Linked DNA regions of Homo sapiens: region 1 is linked to region 2. A link is a loop called in an ENCODE intact Hi-C map of the cell type or tissue named here. Cell type or tissue: dorsolateral prefrontal cortex. All regions are shown on one strand. Each heading gives the region's core, and the rest is flanking DNA. Links, peaks and the distances in the headings are about the cores only. Region 1 overlaps LSAMP (limbic system associated membrane protein). Region 2 overlaps LSAMP (limbic system associated membrane protein).

The links. A loop is a pair of places that touch in the nucleus more often than their neighbours do. Peaks named below come from ENCODE experiments on the same cell type or tissue, not always from the same donor. Only the 100,000 strongest peaks of a DNase experiment are listed, where the experiment ranks them.
Region 1: it touches region 2 in a loop (15-fold over the local background); 1 of 110 quality-filtered maps calls a loop at or near these places.

Annotation. Positions count from the first base shown.
Region 1 is chr3:115,895,807-115,901,194 of GRCh38, forward strand. All of the region lies in intron 3 of LSAMP (limbic system associated membrane protein), which reads right to left. All of the region lies in intron 1 of LOC124906269 (a long non-coding RNA gene), which reads left to right. Among named protein-coding and RNA genes, the nearest start is that of SNORD155, 6.6 kb to the right of the region's middle. In dorsolateral prefrontal cortex, for the core only: no CTCF peak of the experiment used is centred there; no DNase peak of the experiment used is centred there; H3K27ac peaks cover 3,387 bases.
Region 2 is chr3:116,036,705-116,042,092 of GRCh38, forward strand. The region is part of intron 2 of LSAMP (limbic system associated membrane protein); the gene reads right to left. All of the region lies in intron 2 of LOC124906269 (a long non-coding RNA gene), which reads left to right. Among named protein-coding and RNA genes, the nearest start is that of SNORD155, 130 kb to the left of the region's middle. In dorsolateral prefrontal cortex, for the core only: no CTCF peak of the experiment used is centred there; a DNase peak (open chromatin) is centred at 2,817; H3K27ac peaks cover 3,626 bases.

The DNA of each region.
Region 1 (5,388 bases), core at 171-5,170, 140 kb before region 2:
TTGTTGAGGGGTTACCTCTTTAAGTAGTAAAACATTTTACATTCTAACTTCTAGGGATGAAAATCTTTCTTAAATGTGTCACACATATATTCTTGCCATTTCAAAAAGAAAACACTGCTATTTATTTTTCCCTGAAGAGCCAAGTTTATTATTATGAACATCTATTGTTGTACAACATTGATACCATTAAAATTAACTGAAACATCTGCTGGGCTATTTGCCATTTCACTAAATGTACCTATGCTTGTGTGAGCTTTAAGTTTTTGCATCTGCTTTTGTTGTTTATGTTTTTATGTTGTCATTTATGTTTTCTCCCCAGTCAAGCTATTAACTGTTATTCTTTCTCCTTTCTAATTTTTCTAAAATTCTCTACCCCTTGCTAAGATTTATAAATAAGACAGCAAGGAAATAAATCCAGTTCTTAGGATTGTTTGTAAACAAAAAACCCAATTTAAGGTCCAAACAGGGTTTATGTGAACAAAGTACACTAGTAGCTAAAAATAATGGTCTTTAGCTGTTAAAATAGTTTGCCACATACATATTCAACTGAAATTGATTGCTACTCAGTTCCAGGTAGGTGTAGTTATAAGGTGGCCAACTCCCAGGTAGTTGAGTGAGGTGTAATATACTCCTTGTGGATATATATAGTGGTATCTGAGATAAAAATTATTATCAGAGTAGAAAAAGATGAAATCAGTAGCTGCAAGGCAGGTGATTCTGGATCCAAGATACTGGGGTCATCCTGCACTGTCAAAAACAGTGTAGAATGAGATCTGACTCTTGCTGGCTTTTATGAACTTGTACCATTCATTTAATCAAAACTGTGCCTTGCTTTTCTCATTTGCAAAACAATGTAGATAATCAATACCATTGATTTAGGTATTGAGGAAGTGAGGATAATTTCTACTGTTCTCCTCATTTTTCTAAATTGGTCTCATGGTATGCAGCTTTTACTATTTTTACATGTGGTCCGCACATTGTTATCCTCAGTGAAAGGACTTTCAAATTTGAGGGAAGAGGGCTTCTTTTTTTTATGGTCATGATTCATAAGTGCAGGATTTCTATGCCCTGAACATGGGTTCCTAAGTTCCAATGTGCCCATGCATGGAGAACTTCTTGTCCTCCTTGGAAACACATTCTGAGCAAGGCCTGCCCTTTGGGGTTGTATCTATTCCCACTCCTTTCTTCTGTCAGTGATGGGTAAATGCAGTCCTAGACATTTAGGTATGAAGGCTAGCTGATGGGGAAGGAATAAGAAGCCTCGCTTATGATTCCAAGATTAAGCTTCTCATTGGTGACCCTTACCAGAGAATCTCTGAACTGGGTAGGGTTCGGCTATGGTATGTGTGTGGCAGGGGGAGGGAGGAGGTATTGCTTAGATGCTCACCCAGCTATTAATAAAGCTGATCATTTTTCCCCTCATTTGGCCAGGGTTGTTGTTGTATATAATTTTCTCTATAGCTAACTTGGAAGGAGAAAAGCAGAGCAGCATGAAACTCACTAAATTCCATCAAGAAATCTTATTACTGTTGGAGGATTATGGTGATTACATGATTTTTTTTAAAAAAGCTTGACATACAGTAGGCCCTCAGTTATTTAGTTATTTACCTCCCTCTTCTCTCCATGAAGAGAAGAGGAGAGGAACTGAATGGAGGGCTATGAAATGGGAAAAGTGGTAAACCATAGTGTTCTACCTGATCAAGAAGCTGGGGGGAATAACTAATGAATAATTGTAAAGCCTTTCAGAAAGATAAAGTCTATAGAAATGCAAAATAGTAATATCAGGGAAGTAGAGATGTCAGTTGAATATAAAGAAGACAGCTTTTATTCCCATACAAATATCTTGGTCACCATCAGCAGCGGTGGACAAGAAAACAGAAAGAAGGGTGTGTGACAGTTTAATAGTGTTTTGTTAAAAATAGAACGTGTTTTAAGAGTGTCTGGACTTTCTTTAAAATAAAAAGATGAGCACTGACTCACTTTCTGTTAGAACAGATTCAGAAGTGCCTCTGGCAAAAATCACTGGCTTTCCCACCTCCAATTTCCTATGTTAATTAAATTGGGAGGGCAAATTTGGTATATGAGAGGAACAATGTCAAGAAGCCATGTTGGCAGGCAAAATACCGCTTCATGTGGGAGCAGTTCGTGAGCTCTGGCCAGCTCAGCTTTCCACGCTGAATTCAAATCTCACTCCAGATCCAAAATGCTAGTCCATGATATCCCTCCTGAGGAAGTCCTAGGGGCTAGGATAAGCTCAAGAAAGACCATCTGCTTAAGGATTTATATTCAGAAACCTGGGACAATGGGGAACTCTTGGCTCATTCTCAGGGTGTTAAGGGTTTAGTGTTTCCCCAAATTTTGGATGATGATAAATGCTATGCAAAAAATAGTTTCTACATCAAGATAAATTTAGGAAACACTGGATTTAAAAAAATTAACAGATATTTTTCAACTGTAGGAGTTCCTAAAACCTTTCATATGTTAATGTGAGCTGTACATTTCCAAAAGATAAAGACAATGTGTTCTCCAAATTTATTTGACTATAGAACTGTTTTACAGAGTGTTCATCAGGGCAAGCCATAAGGTGCACTTTGGGAAATACTGTTCTGGGGCCACCTACAGATTTTTCTTTTTGTTTTGGGCATCCTAAGGATTTTCTAGAAAGAGCTGAATCTCCAGAAGAGCCAAGAAAGTAGATTTGAGAATTCAGCTGAAATCTGAACAACCTATTGAGGTTGCATCTCAGTCCACTTTAGTACCAATATATGATTGCCTCATTTGCATGAAGATGCATATATATATATATATATATATATATGCACCCAAAAGACATTTCTTTGATCTTAACAAGATACAATTAGATTGAGACTCACCTAGTACCCAGCCAATGGTCCAGCCTCCCTGGCTATGACTGAATCAGGCAGACTTCACTTAGCAGAAAGCTCAAAGATGGGGGATGGGGAGCATGGTGCTTCCTTGTTTGAAGGTTGTGAGGCATCTCCAGTGGTGACCACCCACTACATAGCCACAAAGGAAGTTCGAGAAAAGGAAGAAAGGGACTAGTGTGTGGTAAATTCTCTTTGGGTGCTATGAGCATGCACACTTAAGTCTGGGTTGCAGTGGCCAAGGGGCTGTCATGCAATGACCATTTGAAGCCATGCATCAACGTGTACAGCCATGGGTGTCTCAGATGGCACCACAGTATAAATATAGTCAAATCAGTTCAGTATCCAGAACTCAAAGGAGAGAATTGTGCTGAAATCATGGAAAAGGATAAAGAAGCCTCATTTTAATATGTTAAACACACACACATAACTAAGGCAGCCAATCTGAAACAGAAGCAGATGTATTCAGGGTACAAAGAATAACATTTTTAGCTAGCTCGGCTTCCTTTCAAACAGTTTTTTTCAACAGTGAGAGCTTTCTGAGAAATGCATTTATATAGGTACAAAGCATGTGTCTCTGTGGCAGCAGGAGTCCTTATTTGCATCAGATTTTCTTTAACACCTGTTTGTTTCAGAGGGCACTGCCTTCCTAGGAAACACTCCAGAAAAGGAATTACATAAAGAAAGGATGCTTTAGTTTGGAAAGATGAGGCAGTGCAGAGCATTCACAATTCCTATAAATCACCAAGTCTACTTTCCTTGGTGAATAAGAGAAAGGTACTTTAAAAAACTATTATTATAAGAGCTGTGATTACCCTTGTATACATAACTGCCTGATGCCTATTTTTAAACCATGTCCTTGGAACACAATGAGTATTCAATAAGGGATGTAGACTTAACTCTTCCAATATCTCAATCCTGCACATCCACTAAATCTTATATGTCAAATTGCCATAAAATCTAGATGTGATGCTGTTTTATTCTGTTGATTAGAATGATTTTGTATCTAACTCTATACATAGTCCAAACATCAACTTTGCACAGTCAGCAACAATCTAGATTCTTAAATATCCTGAGAAGGGGACATGGCATCTGGCTCTGCTTTAAATTGTGCTTACTGTCGACAACAGAAGTCTCTAAAAATGGCATCGGAGTTTATATTTATTCACATCTAATTTATTTCAGAGGGACAGACCCAGTTTCCAAATTGAAAGATCGTCTTCCTGATGACCATTAGGAATGGCCTGCTTTCTTAAGATGTGAAGGAAAAAAGAAGTTGAATGGCCTCTATGTACTATAATCCTTCATGTCCTCACAGTGGTGCTGTAAGCATGATAAATAATTTTGGATGTAGAATTACACTTAACTATTTGCTTTTAGGATATTTGTTTCTTTACCTGTCTTCCTACATTCAATACATCAGAGAATTTCAGTGTGGGTTGTGACCTTAAAGATATTATTCTCTAGGTCCAAATGCTATAGATGAAGAAACTGGGGCAGGACAAAACTAAGAGCTTCATTTAAGTTTAAATTGCTATTTCAGCTGGGCGTGGTGGCTCATGCCTGTAATACCAACAGTTTGGGAGCCCAATGTGGGTGGATCACTTGAGGTCAGGAGTTCAAGAGCAGCCTGGCCAACATGGTGAAACCCCAACTCTACTAAAAATACAAATATTAGCTGGGTGTGGTGGCCCATGCCTGCAATCCCTAGCTACTTGGGGGGCTGAGGCAGGAGAAACTCTTGAACCCAGGAGGCGGAGGTTGCAGTGAGCCAAGATAGCACCACTGCACTCCAACCTGGGCAATAGAGTGAGACTGTCCAAAAAAAAAAAAAAAAAAAAAATGCTAATTGATACCAGAGTCAGCTTTTGCCACAAACTCTGACCCTAAGGCTAAAAGACCAGAGATTTGTGAACTCTCAATATTTGCTAATGTTCTGCATCATGAAAGGATGGAAGGGTACATGAGCAGGCATACAACCAAAAGGAGAGAAGTTGGCTGCTCCATTTATTTTGTTTCCTGTCTCTTGTCTTCAGCATCAAGAGAAATGTTGACAGTGAAAGAACAATGGTTAAATGGAGAAAAACCATTATTCGCTTTCAGGTACCTTACTGGGCCTTTGGCACTCACAGTGGATTCTGCATCAGGATGAAAACAGCTGATTTTGGTTCATGGCTATAGATCCTGGAGTTAAAAATGTCTAAAGCAGCACAAACAATTTTCTCATTTATTTGGAAGTATTCTTCTTTTCTGAGATTCTTACTTTCTTCCCTCTCAATTTTGGCAAAAACAAGTTTCATTTCCTCCACCAACACATATTCTCCCTGCCCTTCCTATATTCACCTTTGCTTAGTAGTGAGTAGCAGGCTCTGCTATACATGCTGAGTAAGAGAAGGTAAAGCAGTAGGAGCATGCTTATGGATACATTCTCTGCTATTAGCTGCTCTGGACAGACCTTTGGATGCTCTGCCTCTAGAATCATTTGGGGTCTGAGAGTCTGTGC
Region 2 (5,388 bases), core at 144-5,143:
AATATAAGAGTATTATTGAATTAGCAAAATGGCATTCTCATCAATAGAGTCACAACTTCCATTCACAACTATTAAGATAATGAACAGTACCAAGTATTTCTAGAAATTGCTTGAGGAAATATTGTACTAAAAATTCTTACTTTGCAGTCCAGGTACTATAACCAAGTTTCTCTCCATTTGCATATGCTAGCTAGTAAATAGCATAGCTGCTGGAATAAATGAGTCCTGGATAATATTTTTGGCTTTCTCTCTGTCTTGGTATCTTTTGTACCTGCAGATCTTTTTTTCTTCCTCCAGCTAGAGGAGAAAGACAATACCTCAGGAATTATTTAAGGAAAATCTGTTACATAATCAATGCAAGGACTCGGGGACCTCTGTATTAGTTTCCCTTACTGAAATACAAAATTATGCTTTATCAGAACAAATAAGATTTCAAACATAGGTCAAGTATGTTCTCAGTTTCCCATAGTGAAACAATTCTATATTTGGCATTTTGCAGGTTTCCTTATTAAACAATCATTTCTTCATAAGAAAAACATAAAGGAATTTCACTGAATATATTTCTAGTACAGAAGCTATTTTTAAGGCCAACCAGGGAGGATTTCAGGATAATAGTGAGAGGGACAAACTGAAAATGTGTGACTCTGGATAGAAAATAAGATCTGGCCTACATAAGTAAGCAGTTATCTAAGAGCAGTCCCATTCACTAAATGCAAGGCTTCAGGAGACCTAGATTTTGAGCCCCATACTTTCTCTGACTCTCAGTAGGGCTCCTTCATGCTACAAAATCTCTCCATAGTTCAGTCTCTTTATCTCCAAAGAGATAAAAATAACATTCCAATTTTCTAGATTCCAGGACAGACACAAGGATTAACTAAATCATTTAGGGAAAGTATATTGGGTATATATGCTTAGAATATTTTCTTTTATGTAATCTTCTTCTCAGAAAGCACAAAAGGAAGATAAAATTGAGCCAGAATTGTATGGTAACATTACTGATTTTTATGTAGGGCTTGCAGAATATGTCCCATGACTATGTGGTTATACTTGGCCTAGCACACCTTTATAGTTTGTATGTGCATATATATAATCATATATATAATCATACTGATATATATATATCAGTAATGTCCTATATGACAAGATTGTACTCAACTTCAGTGGTATAAGCTTATTCTGTTTAGATGAGCATTTTAGAAGTGAACCAGGAGGACTAACCCTTGAGCTGAATTTCCATAGTCTCATGGTTAATGCTTCCTTATATGGATGAACATAAGAGGCCAGGGATCTAGAATAAAAGATATGAGTGTGATCAATGTCCTGAACAAAGGATGTCTGAAGATCCAAGAGGATGGGGACTATCTCTTTCAATATGTATTCATAGTGTATAATTTGGTGGTTAGACACTGGGTTTCAGAGCCTTGTTTCAGTCCCAGTTCCTCAATTTACTAGCTATTTAATCTTGGGGAAATTACTTAATCTTTCAGTTTTCTCACCTGAAGGATGGGAAAATTAACTTATAGGCCTTTACAAATTTTAAATAAAATAATGCGTGTGAAATACATGATGTCTGGAATATAGGAAGTATTCATAATAAATGTCACTAATCTCTGAAGACGCCAGTGCCACCTGATTGGAACATCAGAAATAGTGATTTGAAATATTTCTCTGGAACACAGAAAGGGAAAGCATGAATAAATGTATCAGTGAAGGCCAGAGACCTCTCTCTGGACATACACTTTTGGGAGGTAACAGGTGACCAGCAACTTTTATTTACTTGAATCTGTAACATCTCTGTAGAGAAAACTAAAGCATTAAATAGGATTTATTTCTTGAACCGTGGAATGCCTTGAATACTTTCTTTTTATTTCTAATTCCTTTGCTCTCAGATGAGAGCTCTCTCCCCTTCTCTGAGATGTATGCTATATATATACACCCGCCTCTCATTCTGAGATACACACTACAGTCACTTAGCACTTCCTCTTTTAATTGAAGGCTGTTCATTTGGCTGGCCTAAAGTAAGAGAGAGAAGTGCAAGTCAGAAAGACCACGAAGGGCAACAGAATAGAAATATTGCTCAAATGCTTGTCATTTTCTGCATGTTATAAGACAAAAGACTGAGATCTTCCCTTATATTGGGTAAGAGTTATAGTTGATTGAGAAACCACAATTGAATAATGTTTCTTTTGTGCAAATAAAAATACCAACCTTAAGGCAGCATTAGAATACTTTGCATAGCATTTACTTCAGGTTTTCATGAGAGAGGGAGGATAAAAACAACCTATATTTGATGCAGTTCCAAGGTCTTTCTTTTTTTCCCTGCCAGTGTTTGCAATAGCCTATATTTAAATGTATAGAGGTGTCTTCAGAGAACCACAGGCATAGAGAATTAGAAGTCTGTAACTGGAAGCATCTTTCAGGGTTGAGAAATGTAAGCTATTGTGAAAGCTCAACAATACATGTTGAAACAAATCTTTTGGAAATGATTGAATTGAATGTTTTCACATAAGCAAATCTACATTTGTCATTCTGAATTCTTTTTATGGAAAGATGGTGTTTCCCCCTCCTGTTTAGGTAATTAAAACTAGTCACTTGATGATCATTCATTATCAAACATTTCTGCACATGGCAAAAAATGCTTTGGGGATGAGACCCTGCTTATACAATTTCATCCATCAAAGGAAGTCTTTCTCCAGAAGCTATTATTCACTCTGTGAGAGTACATTTAAAAGCATTACTTCACACCTAAGTAACGTGTTAACAGCACAGAGTGTCTCTCCCTTGGTGGCTAGGCTCCAGTGCCTGTATTTTATGGAGGCACCATGCACCATCTTGAAAAGCTGGACAGCTTCCAGTAGCATTAGGGTTTGGAGGAAGAGCTGTTGCTCCTTAGAACTTTACTTCTCTTGGGAATATTATTGTTTCAATTTATTTTAATGCAATGAGTGGGAGAGAAGGTGGGAATAAAATGCCTACACAGAAGCCTCTATCTAACAGTCCTGCTGGGTGGGGCATTACAAAGAGAGGCCACAGGAAAACCTTTGAGAGTTTGGAGCCTGCTGCGTGAGAGAGATAAAAGTAGAAACAGCAAATTGGCTGCAATACGAATGGCAGGTGCATTTGTTCACTGGAGGCAAGTTTGGCAATTTAGTTTTCAATGACCAGCTTGTCTCTTTAAGGTTCACCTTTCAAAGTCCTCCTTTTTGCCCTCAACATACATCGCTAAAGCCCTGTCTCATCTTGAGTCCCCACGCTCCAGGTAACAGCAGCTCTTTACTCTGCCTCTCTTTGGGGGGGGAAAAAAACTGGTCCCCTTTTCTACTTACTGGGAGTGGAATTAAACAGAAGGCAATGGAAAGCTCGCTGAAGCACAGTGCACAGTAGAATGACATACCCAAAGAGAAAGCAAATTCCTGTTATGTGTGGATAGTTTTATCCTTCCTGGGTAAACACAGTTGAGGGGAGGGGAACTCTCAGGCAAAACACTATGATTCTGACCTCACTCCAGTATTTCTATAGATGGAAGAAAATTCAATGCGTATGTTCCCACTGCCAGAATGGGACTTAAGAGACACAGGTCAAGGGAGAAGAATTCAGAATGGAAAGCTGATGAGAGCAATCTGTCTTCGCTGAAAGGAGATGAAGGGAGGTGACAGTTGTCCAACGGTCTCAGATAAGCAAGGAGAAATGACTGCTATCTGTGTAGAGCTCATCTGGACAAAAAAACTACATTCATTTTTCCCTCTACATAAAGCACACATAACCTTGAAATGCACATGCTCTACATGCCATCTCTTGTTTATTTGTGTACCCACCATTCTTATTCCATTGGTTGTTTCTCACTTCTGTATTTCTGCCATTATTAACTGCCCTAGCAATTCCACAAAAGAAGTGAACATAATCTCAAATAAAATTGTGATAACACCGTTTGGAATACCTTTGATGGAATGTAGGTGGCCATGGAGGAGTCTCCCAAGGCAGCTTCATGTTAGGAAACCTGAAGTGGCTAGAGTAAATGAGGTCACTTTTCTTTTCTTCTCTTTCTTCCTTTTTTTTCTTTTAAGAGACAGGGTCTTACTCTGCTGCCTAGGCTGAAGTGCAGTGGCTCATGCCTGCTGCAGCCTCAAATCTCTGGACTAAAGCAATCCTTCTGAGTTGCTAGAACTACAGATACATGCCGCCATGCCTGGCTAATTTGTTTTCTTAATTTAATTGTATTTATTTATTTACTTTTTTGGAGACAGGGTCTCACTCTGTCACCTAGGCTAGAGTGCTGTGGTGTGATTACAGCTCACTATAGCCTCAACCTCCTGGGCTCAAGTGAGCATCCCGCCTCAGCTTCCAGAGTAGCTGGGACCATAGGTGTGAGCCGCCACACCTGGATAAGTTTTAAACTTTTTGTAGAAATTGGGTCTCACTATATTGCCCAGCCTGGTCTCAAACTACTGGCCTCAAGTAATCTTCCTGCTTCGGCCTCCCAAAGTGCTGGGATTATAGGCATGAGCCACCATGCCTGATCCTACATATTTTTAAGGCCCATATTAGCCAACAAAATGGTGAATTGATTCTGAGGAACAATCAAAAGAAGAATATATAACAAATAAGTGATTTCTGAATTGCACAGTTGCTTGTTAATGAACATCAATTTATCAAACATGCTTGTCCAAAGTTTAGCCAAAGATTGATGAAACACATATGATCTCAAAATCATCTCTCCCCTTTTATAGAATCAAAGGCCTCTGAATTTAGGCAGACAAATATGATTTATATTCAAAATTCAGTCCTTTTGCAAGTAAATGATTGAACTGAGTGTCCCTGGGATGAAGCCTCTTCTGCTTGTTCCTGTATTGGACAAAGAGCGGAGGAACTTAGGTGCTGCACTTTCAAACAGCATTGATTTCAAACATTGATCGTGCCATAGAGATGTGTACCATAAAAAATGACAGTAGAAGCAAATGCTTGATACCAACCAGAAACCTCTCAGTCCTCTCAATATATACAACTCCTGAGATAACACTTGATTTTAATTCAGCAAGAAGGAAGCAAAGTCATACATATGTTTTGGGAACCACAAAAGTAAATGAAAGCATGCAAAAAAAAACAAAACAAAACAAAAAAAAAACACCTTGATTTTAAAATGGAATACATCATTTTATATAGCAGCCAGGTTTGAAAACTTCATAAATGTGGGGGCATTTTTTTCCTATGGTTATTTTACTTGGATATGTTTGGATGATTAATTTATGCTTGAAGTAAACTATGCTACTTATTTTTCCTTGACATATATCTCGACACACTGCTATAATAGAACCAACATATGTATATATTATACAATTCACTTAGAATTAATTGTGCACTAAGGTTATGGATAATGTTAGGTGATGAACA